Linked DNA regions of Homo sapiens: region 1 is linked to region 2. Evidence: chromatin contacts called from ENCODE Hi-C or POLR2A ChIA-PET data. All regions are on one chromosome and are shown on one strand. Each heading gives the region's core, a stretch centred on a gene start or an enhancer-like site at or near the end of the contact. The rest is flanking DNA. Distances are from core to core; before and after follow the strand shown. Region 1 has its middle 30 kb from the start of LINC02681. Region 2 has its middle 13 kb from the start of LBX1-AS1.

Region 1 (6,225 bases), core at 899-3,398, 48 kb after region 2:
CTTAAAATAGAAAACACCAAACACAAGCTTTTACACTTCCCGCTACCAGCGGAATAAAGGTTGCATCTTTAACAAAAACAACATAACCACCTACTAATAATAATAGTTGCCGACCACTTCAAAGTGGGTGGCCATTCACTTGCCCAGCTCTCCCCAACCCACTTCCTACCTGTCCCCAGGCTGTGGGTCTCTCGGGACGTGTGACGTGTATGGCTGTGTGCTGTGTATTTTTGCCTCCTCAGGAAAAACTCCAAAGTGACTGCTTGCCCTGGGCTCATCTATAATCTGGGGCATTGATCGGGGCCCATTGATAGCTGATTGTTTTCACACGTGACTCGGTCACATTCCTCTAATCTCCATCCTTCTGCTCAGTTTGCATGACAAGAAGTGGCCTCGGTGGAGAGAGGTCGCTCACCTCTGACCAGGATATAATTGGAAAAAGAAGGTCATTGCCTCCTTTGCTTCTAGGGCAGATCAGCTTCGTTCCATTTGTGTCACGAGCTCTTGCCAGCACACACTCTCAATGACATGGAGACAATGGCTGTGCCCCACAATGGAGCCCACAGAGATGTGCTCGATACAACACAAACACACCCCAGGATCCGCACTCACTCTCATCAGGACAGGCATGTACGACAACACACACACAATAGGTGCTCTCAGTAAACGCTGATGATAACACCAGTGATACACGGGATGATGCATACCCAGTGACATCCGCACACAGAGGATACATAAAAAGATGCATAAAGCAATGCTTACCCAGTGGTGCAGGTACCCAGCAACATACACATGCAGCGACACACAGACACATCCATGAGGGCAAATAGCCCAGGCCGAGCTACCACATCCAACATGAAAAAATATGTGACATTTTTCAGTGTACCCACTTGGCAGGTAGCCCATTATATCTTGTACTATTATTGATCTGCTTGGAGCCAAAGCTGACAGTGCCCCACTCCTGGTCTCCCCATGTTCCCATTCCCAGTGCCGCACCTCCAGGCAGTTTCTTCAGGTAATGCTCATGTGGGACTCTGTATCAGCGTTATCTGGGGGAGCTCTGACACCGGGCATGCTTCCAGGAAGCCCTGCCTCTACATACAAGCTTCTTACAATGCATGCGTGCGGGTAAACACGCTTATGTTAAAAATCTCCCTCAAGTAATTCTGCTATCCTGCCAGGTCGAGAACACTGAGCCGTCACCACCAGGCTCCCCTCTCCAGGGTGGCTAAACTTGCCATTGAGGGTGTTGGGCTGTATTTTATTTTCTCAGTTTGGGAAGGGATGAGGCCCCAGAACTGAAAAAAGGACAGTCAATGGCCAGGAACCGAATGAGTTAAAACCGGGCCCTATAGCCTTCATCCCTGGTGACTCTGGCTGGCCTCGTTAGCGCCCGCGCAGCACGCACAGAAGGACCCTTCGCGCAGGATGTCCCGGAGACTCGTCCACGCTCCCTAGCCGGGCTGCGAAGGCCCAGATCTCCCAGCGCCTCCATGCCGCGTCGGCCGCGGCCTTGGGGGTCTTCCGGGGACAGTGGCCAGCCCTGGGCCGGTGACCTAGCCTTTGGGCGCTTCCCCGGGGCTCTAGGGTCCCAGGGCGCCAGGGCCAACACCAGGAAAGCCAGAAGGTTCCTTCCTTTGGGGCAGGAGTTGGGGGGAGTCGCCGTACGCCCACCCTGCCACGCGGGAGGCCTCCGGGAGAGGGCAGAGGGCGCCGGGCAGGGACCAATCATCGGCGGCGACCGGTCACTCGCGCCCCAGCGAGGAGACCCTGAGATCCGCGGGGAGAGCACAGGGTCGCGCCGCCCCCTGGCGGCTCAATGACAGAGTTGAGGCCCGGCGGCTGGCGACTGCGGCGTCTGGCAGCTCCAGGAAAGGATCCCCCTTGTGAAGAAACGCCCCTACGAAGACTGTCCTGTCCTGTCCCTGCCCTCCCGCTCCCGCTCGCCTTCTCTCCCCTTCTTTATTTTCTCTCTTCCTCCTCCCCCCACCTCTTCCACTCTTCCTGCCCTTCCCCCCTCCCCGTCCTCACTCCCTCTCCCACCCCCATTCCTTTCTCTCGTCCTTCGCCCACCGCCTCCCGCCCCCGCGGGGCAGCGCCTCGGTGCACCCGCTTGGCAGTTAGCCCATTAGATCTCGTACTATTGATCCGCTTCTGAGCAAAAGCTGACAGCACCCCCTCCCGGGCTCCCCACGTTCCCATTCCCCGCGCCCCCCTCCAGGCAGTCCTGGCCTGCGCCTCCTCCCGCCCCCCACGCGGGCCGCGCCGAAGTCTCGCCCTCACGAAGGACGAGAACAAATGTAATTAAAGCGACCGGCGAGGGGGGTGTGCCCCCACCAACGCAGGCACGAGCGAGGGTCCCAGCGGCCGGCGCCCGGCCTGCCACCTCCCTCCCCCTCGTCCCCGCCCCCTGGAGCGGGAGCATTTGGGTTGAGCTGCGCCTGTCCTATAAATCCACATATAATTCTCCTCTTTCCTGTTCAGCTAAGGAAAATAAACGTGTAAGGCTGTTTCTGGGAGCCCAGCTCAGGGACCGCTCTAAATTCTCCTCTTATTGAGTAGGGGCTGGAAATCATTCAGCTCGGCGGCGCGCCCCAGAACCACCCCCTACCCCCGCTCCGGCCCGCGGCCGCGCCCGCGCCCGCCGCGCACACGCACGCGCGCACACGGAAGGCAGGCGCCGGGTATATAAATATCTCCAGCTCTCCCCATAGCCGGGCAGATTTATTCCGCTGCCAAGCCTGCAGAAAATTGACTTGTTCATGGAGGCGGCTATTGACACATCACCGGGGGGAGGGTTAGGGGAGAAAGCAGTGGAGCCGGCGCCCCTCCATTATACGTTAATGTAATCAGCAGTGTGCGAAATGACTGCGCGGAAAATAGCATCACTGACATTTATATTAGAGGATATTGATGGCAGGAGCTGTGACCGCATCACTCTGCCTCCCGTTTCCACGGATTGACACAGGAGCCTCTTGTTGGCTCCATCCACGCTCGCCTCCCCTCCCCCTACCTCTCCCGCCCTCTCTCTGTCTCCACCCACCCTGTGTCTCTCCAGCTCTCCCCCTCTCCGAGGAGGAGATCTCACCCCCACCCTCCCTATACACTCTTTGATCACTCATTTTCCAAATAATTCTTGAGCACCTACTGGGTGCCAGGCGCAAGGGTCTCTCCCTGTGCCTCCTCTCCCTAGGTTTCTCCCTCCCCCTCTCCCCCACCGTGCCCTTGCCCTCTTTGTCCCTCCTCCCCAGCTCTGCCTCTCCCCTCCCCCTGCCTTGGCTCGGTGGCTGGACCGCTGCTGTCACAGCAGATAGATAATTGAAAAATGGGCCTCACCTTTGCAGCCGGCAGGAGTGGTTCAGGCAGTTACCGCCGGGGTTACCTACTCCATCTCAGGCCCAGGCTCCAAAAGAGATTCTGAGGAAATTGGATTTTACATGGATGTTTTATTCGAGCAGAGGCTTTAGTGTATATAAATACAGGCGAGGAGGCCTTGGCGGCAAGGATGAGTGAGGACAGACAATCCCGCCTGGGGCCTCCAGGCTCAGGCGAGGCAGGCGGGCCATGTGCTCAGCTCCCGGTCCCAGACCTGGATATCAGCGCATTCCCCCTCATGATCTGGGACTGAAAGAGGTTAATGCTTCTGAACAGCTCCTCAAAAGCTGCCTTGGGAATAAAAGAGTGTAGTTGTTGAGAACTTGACAGGACAGTATACTGAGAAAAGAAGGAAATATACTGGAGAAGTTTGAGGACTGATTCTTTTTCTTTCTTTTTTTTCTTTTTCTTTTCTTTTCTTTTTTCTTTTTTATTTTTTGAGACAGAGTTTCGCTCTTGTTGTTCAGGCTGGAGTGCAATGGCATGGTGTCAGCTCACTGCAACCTCCGCCTCCCGGGTTCAAGTGATTCTCCTGCCTCAGCCTCCCGAGTAGCTGGGATTACAGGCATGTGCCACCACACTTGGTTAATTTTGTATTTTTAGTAGAGACGGGGTTTCTCCATGTTGATCAGGCTGGTCTGGAACGCCCAACCTCAGGTGATCCGCCCGCTTCAGCCTCCCAAAGTGCTGGGATTACAGGTATGAGTCACAGTGCCCGGCCGAGGACTGATTCTTTCAATAAATATCTATTGAACCTTTAACTTTTGAAGTATTGAGTTTGAGGCACAGGAGTGAGTAAGTTATGGCTGCTGCCTTCAAGAACAGTCTAATAGTTTGGAGAATGACACTGGGGGTTTCCTTTTTTTTTTTTTTTTTTTTTTTTTTCAGAGATGAGGGTCTCACTATGTTGCCCAGGCTGGACTTGAACTCCTGGTCCCAAGCGATCTTCTTGTCTCAGCCTCCCATCTAGGGTTTCTGGTTATGGATAAGGAAAGGGAGAGTGAGAAAGCAGATGCTGAGATTGCTTTTCTAGGGCATGACCAGCTGGGGAGCTTGAATGAAGAGGCAGGAGGGAAAGTGGTCGGATTGGGGCGATAAAGGACCTAACTCTCCAGTCTGCTCTCTGAGCCTGGTTAGCAAAGCATCTAGGGAACTTGGACAATGGTGGACAATGAATCTATAGGCAAGATCACATCCAAAGTGTTTGCAAGGAATCCTGGTGAGATTCTCTGGAGGGCCAAGATGAAGGATCATTGAAGACCAAGGTGAGGCCCTCCAGAGAGACCAGGTAGAAGGTGGGAAGAGGACCTTTGCGGGAGGCCTAAATTGAAGGCACTTGGGCAAATGAGGGGCATCAGAAGACCAGGGAGATGGGATGTGGGTGTGGAGCGGGAGGAGGCAATGCCTGGGGACCTAGGATAAAGATTCTTTTGGCCGGGCATGGTGGCTTACGCCTGTAATCCCAGCACTTTGGGAGGCCGAGGAGAGTGGATCACCTGACATCAGGGGTTCGAGACGAGCCTGGCTTACATGGTGAAACCCCATTTCTACTAAAAATACAACAAATTAGCCAGGCATGGTGGTGCACACCTGTAATCCCAGCTACTCAGGAGGTTGAGGCAGGAGAATCGCTTGAACCTGGGAGGCAGAGGTTGCAGTGAGCTGAGATCGTGCCATTGCAGTCCAGCTTGGGCACAAGACGGAGCGAAACTCCATCTCAAAAGGAAAAAAAAAAAAAAAAGATTCTTCCAGGGCCTGAATGTCCCCTACCCCATAGGAAGGTCTACATTTCATTCCTGGGCAGGGTCTTTTCTGTGCCCTGTTTGATCTCTGATTAGAGTCTATGTGGCTGACAGGTGCAGCGCAAATCATTTCTGTTCCTTGGAAGGAGAGTCATGAGCCATCCCATGATTAAAGGACTGGAATGAAGATGAGCGGACCCAGGCTCAGACTGCTCACTGAAGGGATAGGGGCTTCTTCTGAGCTCACAGCACAGACAACAGCTGCCTTATCCCAGCCATATCGCTGAAAGCTGGACTGTTCCTCCCCCAGAGAAACATTACAAAACCCCCCTTGTCCTCTGCCACATTGTTATACTGTTACATCATCCGCTTTGGGGGCAGGACAGGTGCTGGATAGATGATGGCCATCCCTCCAGCTGCCCCACACACATCCCAGGCACTCCCAGATGGCACACTGGGAACTCCAGTCCAGCTGTAGGATGGGAGTATTCTGCGGTAACTGGACTCCCTCTCAGAACTCTCCCTGTCTGACTGCCATCAGCATCTTCCCTCTCACCTACAGATTTCATTCATCCTGACAGCCCAGTGGAAAGGGAGCCCCTTTCCACCCATCAGGGAGCCAGAACACTCCCACTTACCTTAGTTACCTGTGCCACCTCCTTCCCTTTGCCCTCAGTGAACCACAGGAACTCATGTCCTATCTGTCTCCCAGATCAACTCCTGTATTTGTCTTCCTTTCCTTGTGACTCATTTGAAACATGGATGCAGAGATTCTGGTCTTGCTCCTAGCTTAAGACCCTGCTGTGGTGTTTGTTTCCCTCCAAAATTCATGTTGAAACTGAATCCCCAACGCAATAGCATTAAGAGGTGGGGCCTTTAGGAGATGCTTAGGTCGTGCCCTCACAAACAATATTAGTGCCCTTATAAAAGGGCTTGAGGGAGTTGTTTGCCACTTTTCCCCCTTCTGCCGTGTGAGAATGCAGCAAGAGGTGCCACGTATGAAGCAGAGAGATATCCTTTACCCGACACCAAATCTCCTGGCCCCTTGATCTTGGACTTTCCACCTCCAGAACTGTGAAGAACAAATTCCTATTATTACTATTATTAT
Region 2 (6,514 bases), core at 3,759-6,258:
GCTTGTTTGAGGTGAACAAACTAGGAAGTAGTGTAGCTGGTCACACTGTCTTCCAGACTCCATGCCCCTCCCCGCCCCCATTCTCCAGGGTTTTTCTGTAAACCTTACATTCTGCCTTCTACACACGCGCGCGCGCACACACACACACACACACACACACACACACATCCCTACCTGGAGATGCCCATGGGAAGGAGAAACACCCTCATTACTTTCTATATCCAGGCCCACTGCTCAGTGTCTTTCAGAGCCCACCACCTGGCTTCTTATAGGGCCCAGATCTGGGCACACCATTCTTACTTAGGCTGCTTGTACCTGTGCTGTAGGGGAGAGGGAGTTGGCTGTAACCAGGCAAAGCCAGGCAGAAGGAGTCATGCAGGACAGGCTTGAAGTGGGCAGGTGAGTCTCCCTGGCTAGAATCCATACTCTCCTAGGAATCTCAGTCTTCCTCTGCCCCCATCACCCCATCCCTGGGAGTGGGGGCTGCACAAGCTCAACACACATCCTGTAGGCTGCTGGTCAGAGCTCCTTTGGAGACTTAAGTTACTTGAGAAATCTGACAGTTCCCCCCTGGGGCTGGCTGGGGAGGAGGCACAGACTGTGTGGCAGGGCTAGGACTAGGGTGAGGCATGTGAGGTGCCATATTTAAGGAAGGCATCTGCTCTCAGCTCTGTGTGTGATCCCTTAGGTTTTGTGCCGTGGGCATCTCACTCGCCTCACCCTAGTCCCAGCTCTACTGTGTGGTCTGGGAGTTAGAATCAAGTCCAGTGAACTGCTGAGAGGGGACAGGGAGGCTGATTTCAGCTCATCCTTGAGAATGGCTTTCTGAAGGATCAAAGTGGAAACAATGGAATGAGCTTCCCCCAACACATGGAGTATGCAAGCAGGGCTTAGCGCTTGCTAAGAAGGAAAATAATCACGGTCTTATTGTCATCACCAATATTGTCCTCATTTGACCATCACTTTGTGTCAAGTAAAAGCTGTCATCACATTGTTTCATTTAATGTATATAAATATGTTTTAGCTGAATATGGGATATCAGAGTCTCTGACTTTGGGGTCCTTTCCAGCTCCAAGAGTCCATTGTTGCATAAGACAAAGAGCACTTCTGTTGATTTTTGTTGGTTTGATGCATTGTCATTATTTGTGGACTTATAGTCTTATACTAATGGATAAGACTTTGAGGGCAGGGACTGTGTCTAATCACATTTTTTTAAATGATTCCCTCTCCTGTTCCATGCTGACCACGGGCCTGGGGCACATAGAAGCTGTTCAATAAATGTGTATCAAACAAACACATGAGTAAACCAGTGTCTAAAAGCTGTCTGCCTACCTGGCCATCTGCTTTCCGGGCTGTGACCGACAGAGCCACTAGGGTGGCCACTGGGGGAACAAGAACCACCTCTGCAGTCATTATCCCCCTTATTCTACAGCTGAGCTGAGTTCAAGTGGGCATGTCTAGAGCCTCCCCTGACATCACATGCCTAGCCCTTTGCTAGTTTGTGGATAAGACAAGGGCCAGCCCAGGTTCTGCCTGTGCAGAAGGATCTCAAGACTCATACTGGACAAATCTCTTAAGAAACCATTCAGATGGTGAGGGAAGCCTCTGCAGATCAGAGCAGAGAAGGGCCTATAGCCAGAGAAGCCTGGCTGGCAAAGCTGAGACTAGAGCTAGTCCTTGAAGCATGAGAAGAATTGAGTGGTTGGAGGGAAGAAATAGACAATTCTTGCCGGGTGTGGTGGCTCACATCTGTAATCCCAGCACTTTGGGAGGCCAAGGTTTACTTAAGGCCAGGAGTTTGAGACTGGTCTGGCCAACATGGTGAAACCCCGTCTCTACTAAAGATACAAAAATTAGCTGGGTGTGGTGGCACATGCCTGTAATCCCAGCTACTTGGGAGGCCGAGGCAAGAGAATCACTTGAACCAGGGAGGCAGAGGTTGCAGTGAGCCGAGATCGCACCACTGCACTCCAGCCTAGGCAACAGAGTGAGACTCCATCTCAAAAAAAAAAAAAAAAAAAGAAGAAGAAGAAAAGAAATAGACCATCCTAGGTTGGATGGGGAGCAAGAGCAACGGGACAGAGGCAGGAATGGCCACAATCATTTTGGGGAGCAGGCAGGCTAGCCTGGCTAGAGTACCAGAAGAAGACAAGTAGGAAAAGGCATTTGTGGAATGCCTTGAATCTCCAGGCCCAGACCCAGAGAACAGAAAATGGGGTTCAGAAATCAGAATCCACATCCTAGAGCCTAGAAACCAAAGCCTAGAACTCAGAAAGCAGGGGCAAAGTTCAGGACCCAGTCTTGTCTAGGGCAGTCCCATTAGCTGCTGTAACAGGATGCCTTGGGGACTCCAAACTCAAGGGGCATGATCTTATTGGGAAACAAAGTGGACTCTTCTAATTGGCTTAGTCCAGGAAACCAGAGATCTGACCCAAGCACAGGAGCAACTTGGGTCTGCCTGAGACTTGCCCTCCAGGACTGGCATGAGCAGCTGTCTTGGGTCCTCCCAAATCACAGCCTGAAGCCTGGCATTATCTGCAGCCCAGCAAGCACCCTGAGCTGGAACAGGTGTTGCCTACCAATATACACCTTCACACCCCTCAATCCTCCCTTTTATTCTCTAATACAGGTGGGATCTGAGATTTTAGGCTAGACCCAGCTGGGGCAGGCCTCTGGAGGGTGGAGCCATGGTGCCTGCAGCAGTGCCAAACGAGCCAGCGTGTAGGCGTTACTGCGCCGGCCTGTCGCGGGGCGCAAGCCTGCCAAGGAGCCGGAGCGCTGTGCCGCGTGGAGGGTGTCAGGGGTGGTATTGTCGGCGCACAAATGCTCAACTTTATGTACTTTTAACTAGAGGTGTAACAGATGGCCCCGTTTCTGTCCAAGCCAGGGAGACTGGTGCCCATTCCGGCTGCAGCCAATCAATCCCGTCACTCTGGGGGGAGCTACAAGCTGGGCTGGGAGGCCTGGAGCCAGCAATTGCGCAAGGCTGTCTGCTCAGGCTGGCCCAGTGCAGCCTCCGCCAGCCGCTCAGCCATCGGCCTGGGGAGGTAGGAGGTCAGGCAAGTGGCAGCCATGCCTGGAGCCTGGTCAGAGGCCTACCTGGGAGGGAGAGCCTGAAACCACTCATCAGACCCCACATGGCCAATGAGTACATCAAGGTGCCAACTCACTCCACTGTGTCCTCATTCTCCTGTGGTCCTTGCTCAGGACCTAACTCCCAGATCTCTAGCTTCAAGAAGCTTTGGATCTATAGCCCTGTAGTGTCCTGTGTTATGGACAGCAGACATTGCTCAGGACTGGGGGTGGGTAGTGATGCCATTGAGAAATAGTCACAGGACTGTGAAAGGCTTCAAGAAATGCCCAAGACAGCCTAAGAAGAAGAGAAAACAGCAGGAGCCAGGGATCCCAGAGCTGAGAGAAACTGTGGATTAATCTATTATTATATTTGTACAGTCAACAAACACTTAGTGAAAGCCTACTGTGAGCTAAGACTTTTATTAAGCACTGAGGACACAATGATGAATAAGACACAATTCCTGTCCTTGAGACCTTTTTGGGGGAAGACAGACAAGTACACGGGTAATTGGAGCAATGAACTGGGGCCCATAAAATCTCCAAAAAGACTGCGGAAGCACAGAAGAAGAGCATTTAACTGCCTGAGAGATCCAAGGAAGATTCCAGTAGGGGGCTGGTTCTGAGCTGGGTTTTAAAAGACAGGTAGGAGTTTTCATGGGAGGTGAGGGCGAAGGGCATCGGAAAGGGAAGGGATGGCATGAGCAAAGACATGGTAAGAAAACATGGTGAAGGGAAGTGTCTGAAAAGATGTGAGTGGAACTGGGGTCTGGGATTTGGGAGAAGGAGTGGAGGGGATGAGGCTGGGCAGGGGAGGGGGCAGGCCTAACCCTGTTTCAGCAGGCTGGCAACCTGACCCAGCAGGTGTCTTCCCCCAGTTGGCCCTTCTGTCACCTTCTGCCCCTTATCCTGGTGCCACAGGGAAGGAAAGTCCTAGCAGGGTGTAGGCAAGTGGTCCAGAGTGCTCCAGTCCTGGCCTGCCTTCTGTCCTGCGTTGAGGGACAGGGCTGTCAACGAACTCTCCCCTAACCGTCTACCCAATGGACTTCTGAGTCTCCTAAAAACAGCATTTCTGTAGGCTCCCCACAAAGGCTTTGGAACCTTATTCATTCATTCATTCTTTTATTTACCAAGCATTGGGCATCAGCTGTCTTCAACGCCCAGGCAGGATACTGAGGTAGACAGACTATTGTGCTGGACTTCGAGAAGCTCAAGTCCAGACATGAGAGGAAGACAGGGGTCTGGGCAGGGGTCCTTCTGTTTGCAAGAAACAGAGGTTCACTTGAGTAATCACAAGAAAAAGGAAGGCCTTTTGTATTGAAAAACACGGCTTGTCATTGGAACTGGGCCCAGAAAGCACGCAGGGACCAAAGAAGCTCTGGGGACCAACTTCTCTCTCCTGGTCAGGTGGAAGGGAACCCCACAGGGTCTCTTTCTTCTTTATCTCTTTCTTCATTATTATTAATGAAATTAATAATTATTATCATAATAAGTGGAGGAAGAATAATTGTTAACAAATTCTGAGCCAGATCTATTGATTTCCATGCTTATCTCCATTAATCCTCTTTAGAACACCGTGCAGTTAGTTAATATCATTACCCCCATTTTACATATGAGAACACCGAGGCTCAAGGAGGTTAGGTAAGCTGCTCCAGGTTCAAGCCAGGAAGTGGCAGAGTAAGGATTCTCACTCAGGTCAGCCTCCCAAGCTCCAGCTCATAACTGCTTCTGACCCCCGTGCAGCACCGAGAGCTTCCTGGGTTTCCTCATAATTTCTCATAACCGTGACTTGCATTTGACCAGCCGGCCTCTCTGAGTCTCTCTCTACATCACCTCTGCTAACTGCTCTAGTCTCTCAGTATTTCATAGTTCAAATTCCCAGGAGAGGAAATCGGATTGGCCCAGCTCATCTTTTAACGCCAGGACACATTGTAAACAGCTGCCCAGCCAAAGAGCTGGCTGGGAGTGGAGCCATGTGCAGTCACCAATCAGCATCTTTGAAAGAGCAAAGCACAGAAATAATACAGTAAGGAGGAAATGCGAATGGTTACAGGAAGAAATGTGAGGTGCAAAAAGAGGATGAGAGGAGGCTTCATGGAGGATAGTTTGTGGTTTGAGTCTCGAAATAAGAATAGGATTTGAGGGGCAGAGTTGGAGCCAAGGAGTTTCTGAAGGAGGAAACAGCATGAACACAGGCACAAGAGTAGGATTGCATGAGTCATGTTCAAAGGCCTCTGTATAAACTAGGAGAGAGAGGTAGAACAGAGCTGGAAAGGTGGGACTAGAATGCCAGCACAAGGAGTCTGAACTGAATTCAGTGGGGGTCATGGAAGGTCTCTGAGCTGGAGAGGGATGTGATCAGGCACATGCTTTAGTTCGGATAACCATATGCCCAAGGTAGTTCCAGTTTATGCCTGCTGTTCCTCTGACATTGTTTTTTTATTTTAAATTATTATTATTTTACAGATCCTCCTTTCACTCCTCCTGGTTTGAATACTAAAGTATATGGTCACCCTAGCTTTAGGGGCTATGGGCTGTTGCTATGGTAGGAATAGCATGAGTGGGACATAGCATGAGTGGGACAAGATTGGAGGCAGGAGGGTCATGGATGAGGGTATTGCCACAGTTCAGGTAAGGAAGGGCAGAACCAGAGCAGGCAGAGAGGACAGAACACAAAGGGGCGTGGGCAAGAGCTGAGGCTAGTGGAAAGTTGGCCAGACCTGGTGGGTGAATGGGCTTGGGAAATAAGGAAGGAGAAGGGTGAAGTCCAATGACTCCTAGGTGTTAAACTTGATTGTTCTTTGTTCGTTTGTTTGTGTGTTTGTTCGTTTGTTTGTTTAAATACAGACAGGGTCTCACTATGTTGCCCAGGCTGATCTCAAACTCCTGGGCTCAAGCAATCCTCCTCCCTCAGCCTCCCAAAGTGCTGGGATGACAGGCATGAGCCACCATGGCTGGCCAGGCTTGATTGTTTGAAAGCAGGTGGAAGTCTGGAGGCAGGGCTTGTTAGGGTTAGGGGATAGAGATCATGATTATGTTTACGATGAGTCTGAGGTGCTCCAGGGACGTTCACTCACACATGCCCAACAGGAAGTTGGACATTCCAGAGTGGAAGTCAGAAGCTGTCAGTTAGAGATTCTTCCAAGCAGATAGCTCGTTGAAACCAGGGAAGTGATGAGCTTGCTGGAGAGAGGGAATGGTAGTTCAAGACTGGAAACAGAATCCTGGGAGATCCCTATATTTAGGAAGTTGGAGGAAGGAAAGAAGTCAGAGGAGACTAAAAAGGAGTGGTTGGGAAGTAGGGAGGAAATGAAGGGGAGTGAGTGGCTTGGAGATCATGGCAGTTTTGGGTTTTTTGTGTTTTTGTTTTTGTTTTTGAGACACAGTTTTGCTCTGTTGCCCAGGCTGGAGTGCAGTGGTGCGATCTTGGCTCACTGCAACC

What was found. Hi-C counts contacts between places; a loop is a spot of excess contacts on that map. ChIA-PET counts read pairs that join two places held with the same protein, here RNA polymerase II (POLR2A). Pooled maps may share reads with other maps.
Region 1: a map of gastrocnemius medialis shows a loop between it and region 2 (2.9-fold over the local background). The contact joins two enhancer-like sites. A Hi-C loop is called at or near these places in 4 of 168 maps with a recorded cell type or tissue (PC-3, endothelial cell of hepatic sinusoid, gastrocnemius medialis and 1 more) and 4 of 50 pooled maps. POLR2A ChIA-PET finds 5 or more read pairs at or near these places in 2 of 52 experiments (A673 and HEK293T).

Annotation. Positions count from the first base shown.
Region 1 is chr10:101,289,988-101,296,212 of GRCh38, forward strand. No RefSeq gene overlaps it. Among named protein-coding and RNA genes, the nearest start is that of LINC02681, 30 kb to the left of the region's middle. RefSeq lists enhancers at 933-1,472, 1,473-2,012. Within about 2 kb of position 2,149, at least 6 of the 41 ENCODE cell types and tissues checked have a DNase peak (open chromatin) inside an H3K27ac peak, as active enhancers do; they include gastrocnemius medialis and psoas muscle, where a contact is called at or near this core.
Region 2 is chr10:101,239,568-101,246,081 of GRCh38, forward strand. No RefSeq gene overlaps it. Among named protein-coding and RNA genes, the nearest start is that of LBX1-AS1, 13 kb to the left of the region's middle. Within about 2 kb of position 5,009, at least 2 of the 41 ENCODE cell types and tissues checked have a DNase peak (open chromatin) inside an H3K27ac peak, as active enhancers do; they include gastrocnemius medialis and psoas muscle, where a contact is called at or near this core.